Linked DNA regions of Homo sapiens: region 2 is linked to region 1. The links are chromatin loops, found by intact Hi-C in ENCODE. Cell type or tissue: adrenal gland. All regions are shown on one strand.

Region 1 (8,000 bases):
TTTTTCTTTAGTAGTGGGCATGTTATGGGCTGTGTTGAGGATCAGTACACAAACATTTGTATTTGAATACAATTCTTAACATACTAGAATGAAAATCTCAAAAGCCATGTTGTTGTGGTCTTTTCTAAAACGATTCCAGTGACTTCCCAGCTTAAAAGCTTGGGGCAAATTTTCCTTAAGAGCTGTTAATTTACAATGTAATATCATATAAATTACCTGCCCAAATTTTCAATCTTCCGCGGCATATTAACAAAGTTATTAGGAAATAACTTTGGTTATGGACTACCATAACCAAAGATATTACAGAGTGCACATAATCCTTTTTTTTTTTTTTTTTTTTGAGACAGAATCTCAATAAGTATCCAGGCTGGAGTGCAGTGGCGCGATCTCGGCTCACTGAAACCTCTGCCTCCCAGGTTCAAGCGATTCTCCTGCCTCAGCCTCTCGAATAGCTGGGATTACAGGTGAGTGACACCATGCCTGGTTAGTTTTTGTATTTTCAGTACAGACGGGGTTTCACTATGTTGGCCAGGCTGGTCTTGAACTCCTGACCTCAAATGATCCTCCTGCCTCAGCCTCCCAAAGTGCTGGGATTACAAGCATGAGCTACCACACCCCGGCCGAGTGCATAGAATTCTGACAGGGAGAGTAAAGATTAAGGAGTGGTTTTCTTTTCTTTCTTTTTCTTTTTCTTTTTTTTAGAGACAGGGTCTTGCTTTGTCAGCCAGACTGGAAAACACTGGTGCAATCATAGCTCACTGCGGCTTTGAACTCCTGGGTTCAAGCGATCCTCCCGCCTCAGCCACCCGAGTAGCTGGGACTACAAGCATGAGCCATCACGCCCACCCGCCCCCCGCACCCCCCCAACCCCTTTTGAAAGTAAAATATTTAGAATGGCTTTTATTTCTAGGCAACTACCATTTTTCCCCCTCTGTCTTTTGATGTTCACCTGACAAGCTCCTGGTGGTAGCCGGTAGCTCTGACAGAGAGCAAAAGAAATAAGGTAAGGTCCCAACCTAGTGATCCCAGGTCTGGGCGGTATTTCACCTTTGGTGGTGCCATTGGTTTCCTGTTGTGAGATTATTCCTCCCACTGGGGTTAGGACACATAGGCCAGGGGTTGGGGGGTTGGGTGGGGGGTGCGGTGTAGTAGGAGGTCAGGGGTGGGAGGGGTGAGGGAAGACTCCCTCCTTTGCTATGGGTGTTACTTTCCTGGTTCACTTTAGCATTTAGCCCCACCTTGGGCGGAGATAGCAATCTTGCAATTGTTCCATGCCCTTCAGCTCTCCTTGGCTTGAGGCAGGGAGGACCTGGTCTTTAATCTGTCTTGTCTTTAACCTTAGTCAATCAGGAGCTGCTATGTGGTCTATTCTTGTTAGACCAGAGGCGCCTGGTCGCATGGCTCTTTTTGGGAGGACTTAGGTTGATAATGGCAACCTCATGCTTTAGGGCGGACACGGTGAACAACAGACAACAGAGGGCTTTATGCAGCCCGCATAGCAGCAGCACACCCCTCCAGCAAGCAGTTCTGCTTCCCCACATGGTGCTAGCCATGGGGGAAGAGCCACAGCAAGCCACACGCAGGTCAAAGGCATTTTGTTGTGCCCCTTGTGGTTGTGACCACACACCCTGCTTGCTGTGCCAGTTGTATTTTTCTCTAATTTGATCTTTCCTCTAATTTGCTCCTGAGACAGACAGTAGCTATGAAGTCTAGCCTGTCCTGAAGGGGCTGCCCTGAAGAGGATGCTTATATTGTGTTTTTCACAGAATACTTCTTTATCCTGACCTAATGCCTGATTGTCCAGCCTGTATCCAGGTGTCCCTCTCACAGGAAGCTTGTTTATATGGGCAGGTGCCCTTGTGGCTCTTGTCTGACCTATGTCCAGGTTATTCCGCTGAAGCCGGAATACTCCCTCTAAGAGCCCTGACCGGCAGGAGGGTTCGCTTCCAGTGTTTAGCTCAGGTGAGACACAGCAGAGGTAACACAACGAAACACGTGAAATAACAACAACAACAAAAGCAGTGTGTCACTGACAGATCCCAGAGAGAAGAGGACAGCACGTCTTGCAGGGCCAGCGAGAAGCGGGGAGCCATCTGGGACATGCACGCTTAGGCAGCGGGCGGGGAGCAAGCAAGAGTGTGCAGGGGAACTGTGGGCCAAGCCTTTAGAAGGGTCCAGGGCGTCACCCAAGCAGGCTTCCTGCGGGGAGTTTTTTTTTGTTTTGTTTTGTTTTAACGGGATTTGGCTTTTGTTGCCCAGGCTGGAGTGCAGGGGCATGATCTCGGCTTACTGCAACCTCTGCCTTCCCAGTTCAAGCGACTCTCCTGCCTCAGCCTCCCGAGTAGCTAAGATTACAGGTGGCCCACCACCACGCCTGGCTAATTTTTTGTATTTTTAGTAGAGGTGGGGTTTCACCATGTTGGCCAGGCTGGTCTCGAACACCTTGACCTCAGGTGATCCACCTACCTCGGTCTTTCAAAGTTCTGGGATTACAGGCGTGAGCCACTGCACCTGGTCCCCGTGGGGGGTTTAGAGCAAGCAGGCATGAGTTCCGTGGGGGCACGCATGCTGTGACTGGGAGGGGGGCACTGTGACATATCTGTGCAGTCTATGCAGGGTGTGGGAGCCAGTGGGTGAGTCTAGTAGGTTGTGCCTAGCTGTCCTCTAGGGAGGTGGTCACCAGGAGATGGTGTATGAAGTAGATTGCTGGATCATCTACCTTGAGAAACTGAGAGGAGGTGGAGAGTTGAGAACTGGAAACAGTGTCAAGGGTGACTAAGCCCTGCTTCTGGTATGAGAAAGTCCAATTTTATATTATATTCAATACGACAAAGTCCAACTTATATTCAAAGTGGATGCCAGGCAACATAAAATTGTAAGAATTCCCTACAGCTTTGTATTACAGGATATAAAACTACCCTCTCCACCTACGGTTTGTTAAGTTGACACCCACAACAGTAAAGTGCTCCCATAATTTATATCCCACTGTTTTCTGGTTGTATAAAAAATAAACAGCATATGATTTTGCCTCTTTTTTAAAAAAAGCACTTAGTTGGGAAGCTGAGGCGGGCAGATCACGAGGTCAGGCGATCAAGACCATCCTCACTAACACGGTGAAACCCCGTCTCTACTAAAAATAAAAAAATTAGCTGGGGAATGGTGGCACACGCCTGTAGTCCCAGAGGCAGGAGAATCACTTGAACCTGGGAGGTGGAGATTCCAGTGATTGTGCCACTGCACTCCAGCCTGGGCGACCGAGTGAGACTCTGTCTCAAAAATAAATAAATAAATAAATAAATAAATAAATAAATAAAGCACTTAGGCCAGGTGCAGTGACTCAAGCCTGTAATCCCAGCATTTTAGGAGGCTGAGGTGGGAGGATTGCTTGAGCCCAGGAGTTCAAGACCAGCCTGAGCAACATGGCAAAGCCTGAGCAAAATGGCAAAAAACCCGTTTCTACAAAAAATAAAAAAAATTAGCCGGGCACAGTGGCGCAGGCCTGTAGTCCCAGCTGTTCAGGACCCTGAGGCAGAAGGATTCCTTGATCCCAGGAGGTCAAGGCTGCAGTGAGCCCTGTTCTTGCCACTGCATTCTAGCCTGGGTGACAGAGCAAAAGCCTGTTTCAAAAACAAACAAAAAAAGCATTTACATTTTAAAAATCATAGTTCTTCCTTCTTAAAAATATTCATAGGCTGGATGCAGTGCCTCATGCCTTTAATCTCAGCACATTGGGAGGCCGAGATGGGGGGACTGCTTGAGGCCAGGAGTTCGAGACCAGCCCAGGCAATGTGTTGAGACCCCCATCTCTTTAAACATCAAAAATAAAAATAAATAAATAGCTGGGCATGGTGATTCGTGCCTGCACTCCCAGCTACTTGGGAGGCTGAGGTGGGAAGAGCGCTTGAGCCCAGGAATTAAGGCTGCAGTGAGCTATAATCATGCCATTGCACCCCAGTCTGGGTGACAGCAAAACCCTGTCTCAAAAAAAAAAAATTACAGAGCTACTTGTGCGTTTACAAAATATAGTATTTGATAAAAATATTTCTCAGAATTGCACAAGAAGGAAGACAGGGACCACTGATAAGACAAGGGTGTAGGATATTAACCAGACTTGGCTTCTTTCTCTCCTGCTTCAGCAGAGGCTGGACTCTCCTTATTTTCAGTTTCTCCATTTTCTGCAGGAAAATCTTTACTTTCTGGGGCAGCTACTTTGGCCTGTTTGTCTTATACTTTTCTTTGCATTTTTTCATTTGTTTGTGTGAAGATTTATCCTTTCCTGCTGCCTGTTTTGGATTTGTTTTCACTTTTGTAGGGGCGGTTTTAGCTGATAACCTCACCAGTCTTCACTTCGGCTCTTCCTTCGCTGCCCCTTCAGCTGCGGGGAACTTGCTCTAGGGCATCTTGGCAGGAGGGAGGGCGTCTGAGGGTACTGGTGCCTGCAGACTTCAAGCACGGAGAGACTTCTTGAAGCGGTGCTGCCTGGCCACTTGGAAAAAGGTAGGGAGAAATCCACATGGAAGAAAGTAGGGAGTAATCAGAAAGTCCAAGGTGGGATGTGAAATTACAGAGCCCTTGAGAGCCTGTTTGGAGGTTCTAACAGGGGAGTGCAGCTACTCATATACCCTCCATCGAAGAGTGATCCTCCTCTATCAGAGTAGGTTGTCCTTTTTGACGGAGCTCACAGCTTCAGGAGGAAGGGGACACCTGGCTAGTCAGACAGATCAAAAACAGAGCTCTTAAGGTTCTCAAAAGCATCTTTGGATAGGGGGTCCTGGGCGACCAGGTGGGCATATGGGGCAAGGCAGTTACAGAGAGATCGTGCAGTTTCTGACCCCAAAATCCTCTCTATTGTCTTTTTGTTTCTGGCAGAGTAAACTGTTGAATAGTAGAAGCCCAGTCTGTGGAGATAGTTTTTCCTGTGGCTGAGATATCATGACCCAGATATTGAATGCAGAACTTTGTCTTTAGCCACCTGGTGGCTCTTTATTGCTAATGCCTTAAGGGTTCAGAAGAGCACTGTCATAACGGGCAGGAGATAGAACATCATCCACATATTGAAATAAAGTGGAGTTTCCTGCATATTTTAAGTCCCTTAAATAGGACCCTCAGTAAATCCTTGGGGCATAACTGTCGAGATATATTGTTGTCCAGATATATTGTTGATTGTGAAGGAAAACAAATACTTGGAATCTTAATGAAAAAGGATGCTGAAAAAATCTGAACGCAAATTGATGACAGGTGAAATATTAGATTTTGGAAGGGATCACAGCCAGCATAGTATTAGGGTTGGGCATCAGGGGAAATCTGGGTTTGACAGTTTTATTGAAAGCTCTCAGATCTTGGACTGGCTGAAAATCCTCTTCCGTTTGGCTTTGTAGTGGCCATAATGGGAGTGTTGCCTAGGCTAGAAGTGGGGATTAGCCTTTTTTTGTCTAATAAATCTTGGGTTATTGGGTGGAGCCCTTCAAGTCCCCATGGTTTTAAATGATTTTGGGCAGTTTGGGGAGGAGCGTGGGAAGATCTGTTTCCACCTTAAGGAATTCTGCGGGCCGTGTACCAGTGGAGTTTGTTGCCCACAAAGGAAGGATTTTGTCTAACAGTCGATGTAAGTCCTTAGCAGAGCATTGCTAGGTTGAAGGGGGAAGAGGAACTCAGAGAAGTCAGACAAAGCCATTAGGGGACAGACATGGCGGGGGAGGGTGGAGTTTGAGAGGGGTCCCTTGTGGGCATAGTGAATTTTGATACTCCAATTCCTGAAAAGATCCCTTCTTAACAGATTTACGAGGGTGAGATAATTGAGAAAAAAGGTTGTACTGAGCTTTAAGAGGCCCCCCAAAACATTAAGAGGTTGAGAAAGGCAAATCGTGAGACACATGATCAAAACCTGCTACTGAAAAAGTCTGGTAATGCTGAGGAAGGAGCACAGGAACCGGGGTGGTGGGTGGTGTTAAGGGTAGATGATTGTGCAGTCCAGGTATTGGTATCAATAAGAAACGTGGACCAGGCGCGGTGGCTCACATCTGTAATCCCAGCACTTTGGGAGGCTGAGGCGGGCGGATCACAAGGTCAGGAGTTCGAGACTGGCCTGGCCAAAATGATGAAACCCCGTCTCTGCTAAAAATACAAAAATTAGCCGGCTGTGGTGGCGCGCAACTGTAGTGCCAGCTACTTGGGAGGCTGAGGCAGGAGAATTGCTTGAACCCAGGAGGTGGAGGTTGCAGTGAGCCGAGATCATGCCACTGCACTCCAGTCTGGGAGACAGAACGAGACTCTGTCTCATAAATAAATAAATAAATAAATAAAACATGGTGAAGTGCCTTTCAACTTTGAGTCTGGTGGCAGTTGAAAGTGCTGGACATTTACTTCCTCGGAGGGGAGTCAGTGATTTTCTAAGAGAAGGGCCCTGAAAGTTTTCCCTCCTCTTGAGAGCTGGGCAATTCTGGACCCAGTGTTCTTTTTCTTTACAGTATTGACAAGCTTCCAGATCACTGGGAACCCATGATTTTGGAGCTTGCCCCATGGGTTAAAATCTTAGGGTTTTTCTAATTGTTGTGATTACATTGATTGCATTGCCACAAACCTTTGTGTTTTCCGATTCTTTGGAAATGCTACCTTTATACTGTTGGACTAATGTCTGAAGCTCATACATGTCTGCATTTTTCTAGTTGATATTATTTTTTCTTTTCTTTTCTTTTCTTTTTTTTTTTTTTTTAAGACAGAGTCTCACTCTGTCACCCACGCTGGAGTGCAATGGCACGATGTTGGCTCACTGCAACCTCCCGCTCCTGGGTTCAAGTGATTCTCCTGCCTCAGCCGCCTGAGTAGCTGGGATTACAGGCGTGCACCACCACGCTCAGCTAATTTTTGTATTTTTAGTAGAGATGGGGTTTCACCATGTTGGTCAGGCTGGTCTTGATCTCCTGACCTCATGATCTGCCCACCTCAGCTTCCCAAAGTGCTGGGATTACAGGCTTGAGCCACCGCGACCAGGCATTGATATTATTTTTTTGTGATGTGTGAACTCCACCCTGAGACCATTTATCATGTTCTAGTGGCCAGAGCAGAGGTTTTTTGGGGAAATCAGTACCCACCCTGAATGCTCCTTCCTTGTTTTCTCCAGTCGATGACGATAGTTTGCCACAGTTTCATCCCTTTGTTGTATACAGTTTTGAGTATATGGCTGATTGGTTTTGGTCAGCTACTCAAAACTGTGAAGAGAAAAGGGGATAGAACTGAGGGATGCCTCCCAGTAGTTTCTCTCTTATTTCTTTCAGTCTTCAGAAGGGGTCAGGGATAGGCTGAGAAAAAAGGTCCCCGGAAATGGTGGTCCATTTGGTTTTTTTTAAACCAAAAGGCGGCATCTCCAGGTTCAACCAAGAGCTGGTTACATTGCTATAAGTCAGGGAGAGTATGACCCCAGGACAATTCTGAATTGTTCAGTAAATTTTCCTTTTCCTTTCCTTTCACGGGTGACGGCATATAAATCAGACCAAGACCGAAGTTTAAATTATGTCTCTTTCCTCAGTCTAGCTTGGGAACAGGGGCCTGCTGTACCCTGGCTTCATCTGTAGGAGATCAGGGCCCAATGAATCTTAAGGTTACAGGGAGTTGAGGGGCATTGAGGTTCAGTTGGCAGAGGACATTCTGGGAGAGAAGGATGCAGGAGAGAGCTGGGAGCAGGATATGGAATTGCTATGGGGTTTTCTGGGTTAAAAACATGTTTCTGAAGGCATGATGTAAAAGCCTCAGTGGTTTGAGTGAGGTATGAATTATTTCACTGTTTTTTGGCGTCTTCCTTAAATAAGCAGACCATCATGCATCTGAGAATTTTGTTCCTTTTTGTTCTGGGTGTCCCTTTAGGTGGATTAATTTGGGGATATCCGAGGAGCCCCAGAGGGCCATTGTAATTCAAGATCTTCAGTAAACTTCTGCCGCGGAGAAAGAACCCGGCCAGTATTGGGACCATCGTGGTGACGCAGGATTGGAGGAACAGGGGTTTC
Region 2 (8,000 bases), 82 kb before region 1:
CGTGGGAATATTGTGTGATGCTGAGGTTTAAAGTATGAATCCTCTCACCCTGGTAGTGAGCACAGTACCCCAACAGGTGGTTGTTTTTTTTTTTTGAGACCAAGTCTCGCTCTGTTGCCCAGGCTGGAGTGCAGTGGCTCAATCTCAGCTCACTGCAACCTCTACCTCCTGGGTTCAAGTGATTCTTCTGCCTCAGCCTCCTGAGTAGCTGGGATTACAGGCACATGCCACCACGCCCAGCTAATTTTTTGGATTTTTAGTAGAGATGGGGTTTCACCATGTTGGTCAGGCTGGTCTCGAATTCCTGACCTTGTGATCCACCCCTCCTCGGCCTCCCAAAGTGCTGGAATTACAAGTGTGAGCCACTGAACCCAGCCGCCCAGGCTTTTTTTTTTTTTTTTTTTTTTTTTTTTTTTTTTTGAGACAGTCTTACTCTGTTGCCCAGGCTAGAGTGCAGTGGCGCAATCTCGGTTCACTGCAACCTCCGCCTCCCAGGTTCAAGTGATTCTCTTGCCTCAGCCTCCCGAGTAGCTGGGACTACAGGTGCGTGCCACCACACCTGGCTAATTTTTGTATTTTTAGTAGAGACGGGGTTTCACCTTGTTGACCAGGCTGGTCTTGAACTCCTGACTTCAGGTGACCCGCCTATCTTGGCCTCCCAAAGTGCGGGGATTACAGGCATTAGCCACCGAGCCCAGCCTCAGCTCCCACTTACAAGTGAGAACATGCAGTATTTGGTTTTCTGTCCTGCACTAATTTACTTAGGATAATGGCCTCCAGTTCCATCCATGTTGCTGCAAAGGACACGATTTCATTCTTTTTTATGGCTGTGCAGTAGTCCATGATGTATATGTACCACACTTTGTTTATCCAATCTACCATTGATAGGTACCTGATACCCAGAATTTTCTAAAAGCATTTCTGTTTATAATGATACCGTAGAGGATTAAAGATTGGTGCAATTTTTTTTGACATTCTTTCCGTTGAGAGATGGGGATCTGTGTCTCTTCCCCTTGAACATGAGCTGGTCTATGCCTGCTTTGACCAATACAATACAATAGAAGTGATACTGTACCTGTGCCAGTCATAGCCTTTAACAGGACTAGAAATTTCCACCTTGGCCTCTTGGAGCCCTGAGTTGCCACATTAGAAGTCTGGCGACCCTGAAATGCCATGGTGGAATAGCTGTGTTGGGAGGGGAGAGGGAGGGAGGGAAGGGGATGTCTTAGGCAGCTTCCAGCTTCGATTTGCATCATCTCAGTCCAGCTGATGCTCCAGATATTGCAAAGCAGAGAGAGATGAACCTCTTTTCTGACTTCTTTGAATTCCTGACCCTCAGAATTGTGAGAATTATATCAAAAGTATAAACTGTTTTAAGAACTAGGTTTAGGAGGAGTTTATTAAGCATCATTAGTTAACTGGGTTTTTGGAGTGTGGCGACGGTATTTGTGGACACTGTCCCAGGAACATGAGCTGTCATATCCCCTCCTCTTCCACTTCCCATTGCAACCAATAAAGGCTGTTCCTACTATAAAAAACAGAGAGAGTGGGAGAAAGAAGAAAAAATCTCCCAAATCATTAACTAGAACAGATGTTTTAAGATAACCAACAATTACTTTAATTCATAAATGTATATACATAGATTACATAAAGAAATTAAGTACACATGTTGCATTTTAAAAATGTGTCTAGCAGGTTATTGTACAAAATTAAAATGAATTTAAGAATACATTTTAACATTTTTAAAATTAGTTAATCATATATTTATTTATCTATTTTATTTATTTATTTTTGAGACAGAGTTTTACTCTTGTTGCCCAGGCTGGAGTGCAATGGTGTGATGTTGGCTCACCACAACCTCTGCCTCCCAGGTTCAAGTGATTCTCCTGCTTCAGCCTCCCGAGTAGCTGGGTTTGCAGACATGCACCACCATGACCGGCTAATTTTGTATTTTTAGTAGAGACGGGGTTTCTCCATGTTGGTCAGGCTGGTCTCGAATTCCTGACCTCGGGTAATCCCCCCACCTTGGCCTCCCAAAGTGCTGGGATTACAGGTGTCAGCCACCGTGCCTGGCTAATCATATATTTAATATTAAGACTTAAGGCTTTAGAAAAGTTATTATTCAAAAAATAACTGATATTGCTTCAAAAGTGATTAATTCACCATGGTATAATTAACAAGAATGATGCATTTCATTTAAGTTGCAGAAAAAAATTATGCGGATCCTTCCTAAGTATTTTCAGTTTTTTAAAAAAAATTTATTGCCACATCACAAGGAGTCAAGAGGATCCTTCCTAAGTTTCATATCCACACAAAAATGTGATGCCTATATAGTGACCAGAAACAATAACTATGAAAGTGGAGTCGGCTCTCTATCTTGGAAACAATTTTAATCTGAAAGCATCAGTCAGAGGACCCACATAAAAAGCCATATACTGATTTGTGGAAAAGTAATAACTTATTGAGCTGTTTCCAGGAGACACAGATTCTTGGTTTCTGAGTTCCTGAGCTGTTCACTCACTGTGCCAGAACAGCTGACTTCCCACAGTGTGTACTTGAGTATCTCAGCAACTGAGGACCGGAAGCGAGCTTGGAACTTCTTACTAATTAGGACATAAAGGATGGGGTTCAAGCAACTATTGAGGAATGCCAAACCAGTGGAGAGGGGGATTCCAGCCTGCATCACATGGTGGGAATAGCTATTGTGGTGAATGGTGAGCTCCCAAATGCTAAACAGGTGATAAGGAGTCCAGCAAACCACAAAGGCCACAACCACAACCAGAATTGTCCAGAAATGCCTACTGGAGATCAGGATGCTTCGCTTCTTCACCTTGAAGATGAGACACAAGTAGCAAATACTCATTGTTAGCAAAGGGAAGAGATAGCCAATGATAAATTTCACCCAAGTCAGAACATGGTGCCTGATCAAAGTGAGGTCAGGATCATGCTTCTGAAAATTGTTATAGCAAAGAGTATGATTATTGAACTCCACAGTGTCCCGGAAGTACAGGGCAGGACCGCCAATTAGAGAAGCCAAAAGCCAGATGAATATAATGACAATCAGAGAGTTCTTGAGGGTTCGATGCCGATGAGATAAGACAGGATGGATCAAGTGGATATAGTGGTCCAGGCTGATCACTGTCAGGAAAAAAACACTGGCAAACATGTTCAACTGGGCAGTGAAGGAATTGGCTTTGCACAGCCAGATGCCAAAGGGCCAGTGGAAATTCATGGCCACATAGGAGATGTACAGGGGCAGAAAGAGAAGAAAAATGAAATCCGCAATGGCTAGATTGAGGAACCACAGAGTGGTGACTGTCTTCTTCCACTTGAACCCCGTGAACCAAATGACGATGGCATTTCCTGGAATTCCCAGAACAAAAGCCAAACAATATAACACCAGGGAGACCCAGTGAACAACTCCCAGCTGGACTTTCTCCTCCAAATCAGACTCCAGAGAGTAATAGTCTAGGTCATAGGAATAGTTTTCAAATTCTTCAAATAATGTTTCCTCCAAATCTTCCATGACCTTGCTAAATGGAGAATGAAGAAATCTGTAGAAGCAAATTTAAAAAGAAAGAAAAAATTTTAAAAGAAAAATAAAAGTTCAGTGAATGATAAGGAACGTGAAGATAAAAATATTTCAGGTTATGGACCAGACATAGTATTATTTTTTCTTTTTTTTGAGACAGGGTCTCACTCTGTTGCCCAAGCTGGAGTGCAATGGCATGCTTTTGGCTCACTGCAGCCTTGACCTCCTAGGCTCAAGTGCCTCCTACCTCAGCCACCCCAATAACTAGGACCACAGGTGCTCATGACCATGCCCAGCTAATTTTTAAATTTTTTGTAGAGATGAGGTCTCACTATGTTGCCCAGGCTGGTCTTGAACTCCTGGGCTCAAGTGATCCTCCTACCTCAGCCTCCCAAAGTGCTGGGATTATAGGCATGAGCAACTATACCCAGCAAATATAGTATATTTTTTGATAGGACTTGTGGTTATACTCCATATGTTCAAGTCTTGGTGAGCCTCAGTTTCACTCTGATTATCATTCTCCCAGCATGAGAGTTCCTTTCTGTAAAGTATTTAGTACTTGCTAAATTAAAATGAATGACTCTACGGTTATAATTCTTCAGTTCGTAATGCTTGTAGGGCTGACTAGAGAGAATTCAACAAGCATTTATTAGATTCCTACTATGCATTATTATTTTATGGCAGATGCAAAAGAAAACGGATTAATACTTACAGAGTGATAGCTTCAAAATCTGTATTTCAGCCAGACACAGTGGCTCACACCTGTAATCCCAGCACTTTGGGAGGCTGAGACAGGGAGATTGCTTGAGACCAGCCTGGGAAATATAGCAAAAACCTGTCTCTACAAAAAATAAATTTTTAAAATAGCCAGATCTAGTGGCTCATGCTGTAGTCCCAACTACTCAGGAGGCCAAGGCAAGAGGATTGCATGAGCCCAGGAGTTTGAGGCTGCAGCGAGCTATGATCAAGCCACTGCACTCCAGCCTGGGCAACAGAGCAGGACCCCACCTCAAAACAAATTTTTTCCTGAAAAATCTGGATTTGTTGTTGCCCTGACTTCTTAAACTCTAGATAAAGAGTTCCTACTATTTCCTAGACCAATCCATCTGGATGTCACTGGAGATTTTGACCTGAGATTTTGCATCCAAGGATGTTTTGAGTCCATGTTTATGAAAGCAAACATAGTAATCAGAATTATATCAATATGGATGGCTTCTCATCCAAAAGGTAGCTTTTGGATTAAATTTGATTATGACCACTTAATTTCTATATTAATTTCCTACAGAATGCAATTAAGCTTTATTTAAATTTTTATCTTATTGAAATAATTCTTTTCCATAATAATTTATGACAAAGATTAGATTTTTTTTTGAGACAGCCTTCTATTTTTGTTTTGTTTGTTTGTTTGTTTGTTTTTTTGAGACAACCTCCCGTTACAGAGGCTGGAATGCATGGCACGATCTCGGCTCACTGTAGCCTTTGCTTCCTGGGCTCAAGCAATTCTCCTGTTTGAGCCTCCTGAGTAGTTGGGATTACAGATGCTGGCTACCACTCCTGGCTAATTTTTGTATTTTTAGTAGAGACAGGGTTTCACCATGTTGACCAGGCTGGTCTCAAACTCCTGATCTCAAGTGATCCACCCATCTCAGCCTCCCAAAGTGCTGGGATTACAGGTGTAAGCCAGAGTGCCTGGCCAAAGATTGGATTTATTAATCAGTTTTACTTTATTTTTGCCCATACCAAATTTTGTCTCTTATAATTTCTACCAAAGTAAGTTTTATTTTGTGCCCGCTCCCTGTCCCTTTTTTTTTTTTTTTTTTTTTTTTTTTTTTTTTTTTTGAGACAGAATTTTGCTCTTGTTGACCAGGCTGGAGTGCAATGGTGTGATCTTGGCTCACCTCAACCTCACCTCCCGGGTTCAAGCAATTCTCCTGCCTCAGCCTCCCGAGTAGCTGGAATTACAGGCATGTGCCACTACGCCCAGCTAATTTTTGTGTTTTTAGTAGAGACAGGGTTTCTCCATGTTGGTCAGGGTGGTCTCGAACTCCCGACTTCCGGTGATTCGCCCACCTTGGCCTCCCAAAGTGCTGGGATTACAGGCATGAGCCACCGCACCCAGCCTTTTTTTTTTTTTTTTTTTTTTGAGACGGAGTCTTGCTTGTTACCAGGCTGGAGTGCAGTGGCGCCATCTCGGCTCATTGCAACCTCCACCTCCCGGGTTCAAGTGATTCTCCTGCCTCAGCCTCCAGGTATTTTTAGTAGAGACAGGGTTTCACCATGTTGGCCAGGATGGTCTCGATCTCTTGACCTCGTGATCCACCCACCTGGGCCTCCCAAAGTGCTGGGATTACAGGAATAAGCCACCGCGCCCTGCCCCTCTGCCTTTTTTCTTATCAAGACCAGTTTTTCTGGGTTAAGAAGACTTGAATGTCAGTTTTTCAATCAGCACAAAAGTATACTGTGTGTAACTCTGTCTTCTTCCATTTTATTTTGTGCTATTTCTATCTGTAGTATTGAATGAAGATCAAGCAGAAAAAAGATTAATAGTTATATTCATTTCATGGAGTTACAATCATACATGAGGCAAGTATGTAAAATTTTAGATTATAGTAGGGTTAGAATAAAGAGGTCAAAACATCCTGTGTTGCTCACAGGCATCTCAAATTCAATTTGACTATCGCTGAATTCATCATCCTACCTAAAACCTTCTGAGAAATCCGGCAGGGCAAAAAACAGAAGCAATTTATTCCCTTCCTCCCAACCCTAGCCCAGCAACTTTTTTGTTCTTCAATATTCAATTCAAATGCCACCTTTCTTAGAAACATTTTCTGACTTACCTTCCTGCAGATAATTATAATAATTATTATTGTTATTATTAAAACAATTTATAATAAAATGATAGTCAATGTTATTGAGAATTTACTAGATGCCAGACATGTATGATCTAATTTGATCCTCATAAGAATCTTACATACACTTGTAATCCCAGTGCTTTGGGAGGCCAAGGCAGGAGGATTGCTTGAGCCTAAGAGTTTGAGACAAGCCTGGACAACAAAGTGAGAAACTGTCTCTTAAAAAAAAAAAAAAGATCTTACATTGTGGGTAAGTACAGGTGACCCTTGAAAAACATGGGGGGTGCCTAGAGGCGCTGACCCCACACACAGTAAAAAAAATTTACATAAAACTTTTCGTTGTTATTGAGACATAGTCTGCCACTGTCACCCAGGTCAGAACGCAGTGGCACAATCATAGCTCACTGCAGCCTCAAACTCCTAGGCTCAAGTCATTCTCCCACCTCCACCTCCCAAGTAGCTGGGACTACAGAAGTACATCACCATGCCTGGCTGATATTTTTATTTTTGTAGAGATGGGGTCTTGTTATGTTGCCCAGGCTGGTCTTGAACTCTTGGCCTTAAGTGATTCTCTTGCCTCAGCCTCCCAGAGTGCTGGAATTACAGGAGTGAGTAACTGTGCCCAGCCCATTATTATTATTATTATTATTATTATTATTATTATTTTGAGACAGAGTCTTGCCCTGTTGCCCAAGCTGGAGTGCAGTGGTACAATCTCGTCTCACTGTAACCTCCGCCTCCCGGGTTCAAGTGATTCTCCTGCCTCAGCCTCCCTAATAGCTGGGATTACAGGTGTCTGTCACCACGCCTTGCTAATTTTTATATTTATAGTAGAGATGGTGTTTCACTTTGTTGGCCAGGCTGGTCTTGAACTCCTGACGTCAGGTGATCCGCCCACCTTGGCCTCCCAAAGTGTTGTATTGGGATTTTAGGCATAAGCTACCATGCCCGGACTTATTATTATTATTGAGACCAACTCTCTCACTCTGATGCCCAGGCTGGAGTGCAGTGGTGCGATCTCGGCTCACTGCAACCTCTGCCTCCTAGGTTCAAGTGATTCTCCTCCCTCAGCCTCCCAAGTACCTGGGACTACAGGCTTTTGCCACCATGCTGGCTAATTTTTGTATTTTTAGTAGAGACAGAGTTTCACCATGTTGGCCAGGCTGGCTGTCTTGATCTCCTGACCTCAAGTAATCTGCCCATCTCAGTCTCCCAAAGTGCTGGGATTACAGGTGTGAGCCACCATGCCTGGCCCTATTATTTTTTTTTTTAGAAACGAGTATCACTATGTTGCCCAGGCTGGATTCAAATTCCTGAGCTCAAGGATTCCTCCCAACTCAGCCTCCTAAGTAGCTGAGACTACAGGAACATACCACCAAACTTGACTTGCATATAACTTTTGACTCCCCCAAAACTTAACTATTAATAGCCTTCTGTTGATCAAAAGCCTTACTAATGACATAAAGTATCAATTAACACATATTTTGTATGTTTTATGTATTATATACGTATTCTTGCAATAAAGTAAGCCAGTGAAAAGAAAATGTTATTAGGAAATCATAAGGGGCTGAGAGCAGTGGCTCACGCCTATAATCCCAGCACTTCGGGAGGCCGAG

The links. Hi-C counts contacts between places; a loop is a spot of excess contacts. Peaks named below come from ENCODE experiments on the same cell type or tissue, not always from the same donor. Only the 100,000 strongest peaks of a DNase experiment are listed, where the experiment ranks them.
Region 2: a loop joins it to region 1, with 4 times the contacts of the local background. A loop is called at or near these places in 39 of 110 quality-filtered maps.

What each region holds. Positions count from the first base shown.
Region 1 is chr2:206,255,519-206,263,518 of GRCh38, forward strand. CMKLR2-AS (CMKLR2 antisense RNA) reads left to right here. Exons shown (of 6, transcript NR_104359.1): 3 at 348-464; 4 at 911-1,003; 5 at 4,313-4,497; 6 at 7,861-8,000. It also overlaps the pseudogene HMGN1P6 and the pseudogene RN7SKP260. Among named protein-coding and RNA genes, the nearest start is that of ZDBF2, 15 kb to the right of the region's middle. In adrenal gland, a CTCF peak has its summit at 4,986; a DNase peak (open chromatin) is centred at 4,733; H3K27me3 peaks cover 6,632 bases.
Region 2 is chr2:206,173,722-206,181,721 of GRCh38, forward strand. It overlaps CMKLR2 (chemerin chemokine-like receptor 2), which reads right to left. Exons shown (of 2, transcript NM_001389445.1): 2 at 1,595-3,554. The coding sequence starts at 3,526. The coding sequence ends at 2,459. Among named protein-coding and RNA genes, the nearest start is that of SNORA41, 15 kb to the left of the region's middle. In adrenal gland, no CTCF peak of the experiment used is centred here; no DNase peak of the experiment used is centred here; H3K27ac peaks cover 989 bases.